2 separate regions of the Homo sapiens genome follow, and region 1 is linked to region 2. The links are chromatin contacts, found by Hi-C or POLR2A ChIA-PET in ENCODE. All regions are on one chromosome and are shown on one strand. The core of a region is the stretch at or near the end of the contact, and the rest is flanking DNA. Distances in the headings are between cores, read along the strand shown.

Region 1 (5,123 bases), core at 2,369-4,868, 490 kb before region 2:
TGTGGTGGTGGGCACCTGTAATCCCAGCTACTTGGGAGACTGAGGCATGAAAATAGTTTGAACCTGGGAGGCAGAGATTGCAGTGAGCTAGGATCATGCCACTGCACTCCAGCCTGGGAGACAGAAAGAAATTCTGTCTTAAAAAAAAAAAAAGGGGGGGGTGGCAGGCGCAGTGGCTTACGCCTGTAATCCCAGCACTTTGGGAGGCTGAGACAGGCGGATCACATGAGGTCAGGAGTTCGAGACCAGCCTGGCCAACATGGTGAAAACCCTGTCTCTACTAAAAACACAAAAAATTAGCCAGGCGTAGTGGTGGGTGCCTATAATTCCAGCTACTCAGGAGGTTGACGCAGGAGAATTGCTTGAACCCGGGAGGTGGAGGTTGCGGTGAGCCGAGATCGCACCATTGCACTCCAGCCTGGGCAACAAGAGCAAAACTCTGTCTCAAAAAAAAAAATTTTTTTTTTTTGGCCAGCGTCAATGGCTCATACCTGTAATCCCATCACTTTGGGAGGCCGAGGCAGGAGGATCACTTGAGCCCAGAAGTTTCAGACCAGCCTGGCAACATGATGGGACCCTATCTCTACATAAAATTTAAAAATTCACCAGGTGCAATTAGGCCTGGTCCCCCTCCTCTCTGGCCACTCCAATCTAAAGTCAAATTGAAAAAAAATGTTGGGGCTGGGTACGGTGGCTCACGTCTATAATCCCAGCACTGTAGGAGGCCGAGGCGGGTGGATCACTTGAGGTTAGGAGTTTGAGACCAGCCTGGCCAACATGGCGAAATCCCATCTCTACTAAAAATGCAAAAATTAGCCAGGTGTGGTGGCGGGTGCCTGTAGTACCAGGTGCTCAGGAGGCTGAGGCACGAGAATCTCTTGAACCTGGAAGGTGGAGATTGCAGTGAGCCAAGATTGTGCCACTGCACTCCAGCCTGGGCAACAGGGCGAGACTCTGTCTCAAAATAAATAAATAAATAGATAAATAAATAAATAAAAATAAAATAATTTTTGTGTGTGGAGACAGGGTCTTACTCTATTTCTCAGGATGAAGTGCAGTGGCATGATGTAGCCAGGAACTGGAGCTTCAAACTCCCAGGCCCAAGCAATCCTCCCTCCTCAACCTCCCAAGTAGCTTGGACCATAGGCAGGTGCCATCACTCCCAGCTAATTTTTTAATTAATTTATTTATTTTTGTTGTTGTTGTTGTTTGTTTGTTTTGAGACGGAGTCTCACTGTCGCCCAGGCTGGAGTGCAGCAGCGCAATCTCAGCTCACTGCAACCTCCACCTCCCAGGTTCAAGTGATTCTCCTGCCTCAGCCTCCTGAGTAGCTGGGACTATAGGCCCTCACCGCCGAGCCCGGCTAATTTTTTTTGTATTTTTAGTAGAGACGGGGTTTCACCATGTGGGCCAGGATGGTCTAGATAGAACTCTTGACCTCGTGATCTACCCGCCTCAGCCTCCCAAAGTGCTGGGATTACAGGTGTGAGCCACCACGCCCAGCCTTATTTTAATTTTTTATTGAGACAGGGTCTCACTATGTTACCCACGCTGGTCCTGAACTCCTGGCTTCAAGCAATCCTGCCTCAGCCTCCAAAAGTGCTGGGATTCCAGCCCTGAGCCACTGTTCCTCGCTGAAGGGGATTCTTTTTCAGGGCATTCTTTGTGACACACTCCTTCCCTGGGTGTGTCCTGGAATGTCCGCTGGCCACACCCAGGCCTGGTCTGGCTGTGGGGACACCCACATGCATTGTCAGCCGGGTACGAGACCGGGGTGGGCTTTGCACACAGATCCCACGACTGTATACACTCAGCCCCGTGACAGGAACTGTAGCCCATGGCCACAGCATCTCTTGCTAGAAACTTTTTCAAGAAACTTACCTCAGTACTCAAAGCCACTGCGGTCAGCAAGTGCTGAACATGCCCCAATCCCTAACCTCAGAAAAGGACACTTTCTCTTAACTCCTGTGTAAAGGGTCAGGACTGGTGTCTGGCTGCCGAAGAAACTAAACATCCAGCTTCGCTTTCCCAGGTAACATTTGCTGTATCATCTGTGATGCAGGAGATGGCAATGGTATTATTATTATTATTATTATTATTATTTTTGGAAATGGAGTCTCGCGCTGTTATACTGTTGCCCAGGCTGGAGTACACAGGTGCGATCTCGGCTCACTGCAACCTCCGCCTCCCACGCTCATGTGATTCTCCTGCCTCAGCCTCCCAAGTAGCTGGGACTACAGGCACCCAGCACCACACCTGGCTAATTTTTGTATTTTTGGTAGAGACAGGGTTTCACCATGTTGGCCAGGCTGGACTCAAACTCCTGACTTCAAGTGATCCTCCTGCCCTGGCCTCCCAAAACGCTGGGATTATAGGCGTGAGCCACTATGCCTGTCCGGCAATGGCATTTTGACCAATACAACATGGGCATCTAACTAGAATTGGGGACACCCACACGGGTCATAATTTGGGGCCAAAGTAGAGTTTTTTTTGTTTTTGTTTTTTTTTTGGTAGCGATGAGGTCTCACTATGTTGCCCAGGCAGTTCTCAAACTCCTGGGCTCAAGCGATCCTCCCACCTCAGCCTCTCAAAAGGCTGGGATTACAGGCATAAGCCACCGTGCCCAGCAACATTTTTAACTCTTTTTTTTTAGAGAAAGGGTTTTGCTCTGTCACCCAGGCTGGAGTGCAGTGGCACAATTGTAGCCTACTGCAGCCTCGGCTTCCTGGGCTCAAGGGATCCTCCAGTCTCAGCCTCCAGAGTAGTTAGGACTGCAAATGCACACCACCACACTTAGACAGTTTTTAATTAATTAATTAATTAATTTTGAGACAGAGTCTCACTCTGTCACCCAGGCTGGAGTGTAGTGGTGTGATCTCTGCTCATTGCAACTCCCCATCCCAGATTCAAGTGATTCTCCTGCCTCAGCCTCCAGAGTATCTGGGATTGCAGACACATGCCACCACGCCTGGCTAATTTTTGTATTAATATTTTTAGTAGAAATGGAGTTTTGCCATGTTGGTCAGGTTGGTCTTAAACTCCTGTCCTCAAATGATCCATCTACCTTAGCCTCCCAAAGTGCTGGGATTACAGGGGTAAGCCACCATGTCCAGCCAATTTTTAAATTATTTTTTGTACAGATGGAGTCTTGCTTTGTTGCCCAGGCTGGTCTCAAACTCCTGGCCTCAAGCGATCCTCCTGCCTCAGCCTCCCAAATTGTTGGGGGGTTACAGGCATGAGCTACTGTGCCTGACCTGGAAGTGGATTTTGAAGTGGATTTTGCAGCCTGTTTGTGTCTCCCAAGCCACAAAAGACTCTGACCTTCGTGTTTGACCAGTTCCTTGGAAGGCACCAGTCTGTGTATTAAGTGGATTATCCAAACCCAGACTGACTCCTGGCACATGGAAGATGCTTTGGGATACACTTATACTAAAAGGGTATTCATTCGTGACTGATCTGAAATCCAAATCTAATGGGGCATCCTATATTTTCACTTGCTAAATGTGGCCACCCTAGATGCTCAATGACATCCTTGAATAAAGGAAGCTGATGAAGTTCAAACAAATAATTTTACCAGCGGGGTAAAAAAAGCTCAAAGCTCAGTGCACTTTGCGAAACAGTCATTTCCTCTTCCGGTCAGAATAAACTCCTGACTCCTCCCAGGCCCAAGTGATCAGCCACTCCCTCCTACCAGCTGGCTGGGCTGCTGTGCTCAGTCCCAACTCAGGAAGGACAAGAGTAGCTCCTGTGACCATAATGCCTGTCCACAAGCTGAGGCCCCACCCCACTCCGCCTCCTTTTCTTTTTCTTTGAAATGGAGTCTTGGTCTTTTTGCCCAGGCTAGAGTGCAGTGGCGTGATCTCGGCTCACTGCAACCTCCACCTCCCAGGCTCAAGCGATTCTCCTGCCTCAGCCTCCCAAACAGCTGGGATTACAGGCATGCACCACCACCCCCAGCTAATTTTTGTATTTTTAGTAGAGACAGGGTTTTCACCATGTTGGTGAGGCTGGTCTCAAACTCCTGACCTCATGATCCACCTGCCTCGGCCTCCCAAAGTGCTGGGATTACAGGCGTGAGCCACCGTGCCTGGCCACCCCCTTGCTTTTTAGACACAAGGTCTTGCTCTGTCACCCAGGCTGGAGTGCAGTGGCATAATCTTGGCTCACTGCAGCCTTAAAACTCCTCAAGTGATCTTCTGTCTCAGCCTCCCAAGTAGTTAGGACTATGGGTGCGTGCCACCAACGCGCCTGGCACTGAGACCTGGATTTTTTTTTTTTTTTTTTTGGTGAGATAGAGTCTTGCTCCGTCGCCCAGGCTGGAGTGCAGTGGGGTGATCTTGGCTCACTGCAACCTCCGCCTTCCAGGTTCAAGCGATTCTCCTGCTTCAGCCTCCCAAGTAGCTGGGACTACAGGCGCCCGCCACCATGCCCAGCTAATTTGTGTATTTTTAGTAGAGACAGGGTTTCGCTATGTTGGCCAGGCCGGTCTTGAACTCCTGACCTCGTAATCTGCCTGCCTCGGCCTCCCAAAGTGCTGGGATTACAGGCGTGAGCCACCACTCCCGGCCTGAGACCTGGATCTTAAAAAGGGCTCAGCTGGGTGTAGTCACACACCTGTAGTTCCAGTGACTTGGGAGGCTGATATAGGAGGCTAGCTTGAAGCCCAGGAGTTCAAAGTGAGACTAGCAACATAATGAGACCTCATCTCTTTTTTTTTTTTTTTTTTTTTTTTTTGAGACGGAGTCTTACTCTGTCGCCCAGGCTGGAGTGCAGTAGTGCCATCTTGGCTCACTGCAAGCTCCGCCTCCTGGGTTCATGCCTTTCTCCTGCCTCAGCCTCCCAAGTAGCTGGGACTACAGGCGCCCTCCACCACGCCCGGCTAATTTTTTGTATTTTTAGTAGAGACAGGGTTTCACCATGTTAGCCAGGATGGTCTCAATCTCCTGATCTCGTGATCTGCCCACCTCGACCTCCCAAAGTGCTGGGATTACAGGCGTGAGCCACCGTGCCTGGCCGAGACCTCATCTCTTTAAAAAATAATAATAATAAAGTTGGCTGAGTGTGGTGGCTCACGCTTGTAATCCCAACATTTTGGGAAGCCGAGGTGAGAGGATTGCTTGGGC
Region 2 (4,656 bases), core at 856-3,355:
GGCAGGAGGTCCAGTCACGAGGGCCTTCCGCAACTGGGCACAAGGAACACAAAAAGGTCAACTTGCTTTTGTGATTGTCTATTGTTTTTCAATAACTAATGTATAGAAATAGATTGAAATAGAGATATCACTGAAACAGCTCTGAATGAACAACTCAGAAGGCTCACACAACCTGTTCCAGGACTTCGTGACAATTGTTTGTGTCCACGTTTAATTGAGTTCAAATTTAATATTTAACTTTTCCTCCACAAATTCCCCTGTCTTGATGAATCATCTCTGTCTAGGCAAAGGGCCAGGTGAACCCCTTGGGCCTTACACAACCTCCGCCTCCTGGGTTCAAGCGATTCTCCTGCCTCAGCCTCCGTGGTAGCTGGGACTACAGATGTGCACCAGCACGCCAGGCTAATTTTTTTTTTTTTTTTTTTTTTTTGAGACGGAGCCTCGCTCTATCGCCCAGGCTGGACTGCAGTGGCGCAATCTCGGCTCACTGCAAGCTCCACCTCCCGGGTTCACGCCATTCTCCTGCCTCAGCCTCCCGAGTAGCTGGGACTACAGGCGCCCGCCACCGCGCCCGCCACCGCGCCCGCCTAATTTTTTGTATTTTTAGTAGAGATGGGGTTTCACTGTGTTGGCCAGGCTGGTCTTTAACTCCTGACCTCAAGTATTCCACTCACCTTGGCTTCCCAAAGTGCTGGGATTACAGGCGTGAGCCAACGCACCTGTCCCTAAATGATTTCTTTCTATCTCCTATAACAGTTTGAAATTACTTAAAGGTTGTTTCAAACTGAAAAAATAAAAAGAATGTAGATATAAATAAAATATAGTTAAAAAATTACAGGAGATTACAAATTATATATGTAAATCTCGAGAGGTCAAAAATGACAAATTTTGTTTATTTACAAGGTTTTATTTATGTATTTATTCATTTTTGGAGACGCAGTCTCACTTTGTCACCCAGGCTTGAGTGCAGTGGTGCGATCTTGGCTCACCGCAACCTCTGCCTCCTGGGTTCAAGCCATTCTCCTGCCTCAGCCTCCTGAGTAGCTGGGACCACAGGTGCATGCCACCACGCCCGGGTAATTTTTTGTATTTTTAGTAGAGACAGAGTTTCACCGTGTTAGCCAGGATGGTCTCGATTTCCTGACCCAGTGATCTGCCCTCCTCAGCCTCCCAAAGTACTGGGATTACAGGCCTGAGCCACCGCACCTGGCTTTACAAGGTCTTATTAAAATTAGCTTTAGTATTGATAATACACTATTACCAAAGTAAAAGTTGACTTTCTCTTGAACAAACATTTCATGTATTATTAATATGACAGCAAAGTACTTCTGTTCACCTTTTGAATACATTCAAAAAGAGAGAGAATATGAGATAGAATTTTCCCATGCTCTGGGATGGGATGCTCAGCTCAGGGAGGAAGCCGTTTGAAAAGGCTCCAGCTAGGCTAGGCGCGGTGGCTCACGCTTGTAATCCCAGCACTTTGGGAGGCCGAGGCGGGCGGATCACCTGAGATCGGGAGCTCGAGACCAGCCTGACCAACACGGAGAAACCCTGTCTCTACTAAAAGTACAAAAAATTAGACGGGCGTGGTGAGGCATGCCTGTAATCCCAGCTACATGGGAGGCTGAGGTAGGAGAATCGCTTGAACCCGGGAGGTGCAGGTTGCGGTGAGCCAACATCGTGCCATTGCACTCTAGCCTGGGCAACAAGAGGGAAACTCCGTCTCGGTGGGGGGAAAAAAGAAAGAAAAGAAAGAAAGAAAGAAAGAAAGAAAAAGAAAGAAAGAAAGAAAGGAAAGAAAGAAAGAAAGAAAGAAAGAAAGAAAGAAAGAAAGAAAGAAAGAAAGAAAGAAAGAAAGAAAGAAAGAAAGAAAGAAAGAAAGAAAGAAAGAAAGAAAGAAAGAAAAGGCTGCAGCCTAGGCTGTCACTCTTTCTTCACTCAGCCCAGTATCTGATCACATCTGTCACTCAGCGGCTGGGGAGGCGGGGCCTTAGGCATTATCCAATGAGGGACGCTGGGCCGGAAACCGTCCAATCAGGCACGCAGCTGGAGCGAACCACATGGTTTCTGGGGGCCTTTGTTTCTCGCTGCAGCGGGAGCTCCAGGTTTATCCTCAGTGTTCTGTGTCCTGTGCTTATAGAGGCCCGTCCTCTGTGGCCGTGTGACCTGCAAGTATTGGGAGAGCCACAGCTAAACCCCGGGACCCCTGGAAGCCTAGAAATGGTGAGTGCCGGGTCCAACGTCCCGAGAGAGGGGAGAGGCTGTTTGGAACGGTGGGAAGTGGCTCTGGCGGGACTCTGCTTCCTCACAGTCAGCTCCACAATCTGCCGCCGGAGTTCTCCCTGCCCAGCTCGGCCTCAGTCCCCTTCAGCCATAAGATGGCGGCTGCGGTGACATCCGGGGCCCGGCACAGTGATTGTGCCCTGGCCTGGAGCCCTCTTTCAGCAGCTCTGCACCCGCAGCACCGCGTCTCTCCCAGATCATGCAAGGACCACGGGAGGGTCGTCAGGGGAGAATCCTGACTCGGTTCCCTGCGGGTTCATGAATGGGAAGAGCTTTGGTCCGTGAGGTTGTTAGAAACAAGCGCTTGGTGCCGCAAAACAACACAAAACAAAAAACTACCCAGCACTTAGAAAATTTCACAGGAAGGCATATTTACTTCTGAAGAAGAGTGCTGCTCGCGTCCGACCTGATCGCAAGAGCACACAGAAGAAAGGAAGGAAGGTTTTTTTTTTTTTTGAGGCGGAGTTTTGCTCTTGTGGCCCAGGCTAAAGTACAATGGCGCGATCTCGGCTCACTGCAACCTCCGTCTCCCGGGTTCAAGTGATTCTCCTGCCTCAGCCTCCCGAGTAGCTGGGGTTACAGGCATGCGTCACCACACCCGGCTGATTTTGTATTTTTAGTAGACATGCCGTTTCACCATGTTGGTCAGGCTGGTTTTGAACTCCCGAACTCAGTTGATCCGCCCGCCTCGGCCTCCCAGTTTGAAAGGGGTTTTTAACCCTAAACGCCGTTATTGCCTCTGTGTCCTTCCCCCATTGGCCGGGGTCTGACCTCACAATCTAGGCTGACCCGATTGGCTACTTTCCAAATAAGGAAGGGGTTCGGGTCGCAGATTGGAACAGGCGGTTTGGGTTGTTTACGGAGCGGGTGTCTAGGTACAAAGAGGTACAAAAAAGTTGGTCCTAAGAACAAGGAACAAGAAAGTTAGGCCCTTGAAGAGGAATCTATTATATCTGTCAGGGTTCACAGTTTCCCTTTTCTCCTATTAAAAATTTATGGGGCCGGGCGCGGTGGCTCACGCCTGTAATAACAACACTTCAGGAGGTCGAGGTGGATGGATCACTTGAGGTCAGGAGTTGAAGACCAGCCTGGCCAAAATGGGGAAACCCCATCTCTACTAAAAGTACAAAAATTAGCTGGGTGTGATGGCGAATGTCTGGTTTTCTGTTTCTGCATTAGTTTTCTGAAATAATGGTCTACAGCTTTATTGATGTTATTGCAAAGGACATGATCATTTATTTTTAAATGGCCAGAGAGTATTCCATGATATTTATGTACCATATTTTGTTTTTACTAAATCTTTTATTTTATTTTATTTTTGGAGACAGAGTGTCACTTATTGCCCAGGCTAGAGTGCTGTGGAGTGATGCAGCCTTATTTAGCCTCAACCTCCCTGGCTCAAGCAATTCTCTCCTACCTCATCCTTTCACGTAGCTTGATCTACACGCTGGTGTTACCACGCCTGGCCAATTTTTCTCTTTGTATTTTCTGTGGAGACAGGATTTTGCAATGTTGCCCAGGTTGGTCTTAAACTTCTAAGCTCAGGCAATCCACCTGCCTCAGCCTCCCAGAGTGCTGGGATTACAGGCATGAGCCACCGCATCTGACCATACCGTGTTTTCTTTATCCAGTCTACCACTGATAGGGCCTGTCCATGTCTTTGCTATTGTGAATAGTGCTGCAATGAACATACATATGAATGTATCTTTATAATACAATAATTTATATTTCTTTGGGTATATACCCAATTATGAGGTAGAGTATAAGCATTCCCTTTTCTCTGCAACCTTGCCAGCATCTGTTATTTTTTGACTTTTTAAAAATAGCCATTCTGACTGGTGTGATGTGGTATCTCATTGTGGTTTCTCTTAATTTCTCTAATGATTAGTGATGAGCTTTTTTTTTTTCATATGCTTGCTAGCCACATGTATATGTTCTTTTGAAAAGCATCTATTCATGTTTTTTTGGCCTATTTTTTAATGAGATTTTTTTTTTCTTGTAAACTTGTTTAAGTTCTTAATAAATTCTGGATATTAGACTTTTGTCAGAGGCAAAGTTTGCAAATTTTTTTTATTCTGTAGGTTGTCTGTTTACTCTGTTAATAGTTTCCTTTGCTGTGAAGAAGCTCTTTAGTTCAAATAGGTCCCATTGTCAATTTTTGCTTTTGTTGCAATTGCTTTTGGTAGCTTCATCATGAAGTGTTTGCCAGTTTCTGTGTCTAGAATGGTACTTCCTAGGTTATCTTGCAAGGTTTCTTACAATTTTAAGTTTTTCATTTAAGTCTTTAATTAATCTTGAGTTGATTTTGTATATTGTGTAATGAAGGGGTCCACTTTCAGTCTTCTACATAGTGCTAGCTAGTTATTCCAGCAC

The links. Hi-C counts contacts between places; a loop is a spot of excess contacts on that map. ChIA-PET counts read pairs that join two places held with the same protein, here RNA polymerase II (POLR2A). Pooled maps may share reads with other maps.
Region 1: a loop to region 2 is called in a pooled map, with 4 times the contacts of the local background. The contact joins the enhancer-like site here to the promoter of ZNF253 in region 2. A Hi-C loop is called at or near these places in 6 of 50 pooled maps. POLR2A ChIA-PET finds 5 or more read pairs at or near these places in 3 of 52 experiments (GM12878, WTC11 and naive thymus-derived CD4-positive, alpha-beta T cell).

What each region holds. Positions count from the first base shown.
Region 1 is chr19:19,369,558-19,374,680 of GRCh38, forward strand. All of the region lies in intron 1 of LOC124904656 (a long non-coding RNA gene), which reads right to left. Among named protein-coding and RNA genes, the nearest start is that of GATAD2A, 34 kb to the right of the region's middle. RefSeq lists an enhancer at 1,307-2,506. Within about 2 kb of position 3,619, at least 29 of the 41 ENCODE cell types and tissues checked have a DNase peak (open chromatin) inside an H3K27ac peak, as active enhancers do; they include GM12878, where a contact is called at or near this core.
Region 2 is chr19:19,863,777-19,868,432 of GRCh38, forward strand. It overlaps ZNF253 (zinc finger protein 253), which reads left to right and starts at 2,106. Exons shown (of 4, transcript NM_021047.3): 1 at 2,106-2,223. The coding sequence starts at 2,221. It overlaps LOC124904664 (a long non-coding RNA gene), which reads right to left. Exons shown (of 4, transcript XR_007067169.1): 1 at 2,660-4,656; 2 at 1-33. RefSeq lists an enhancer at 2,137-2,566.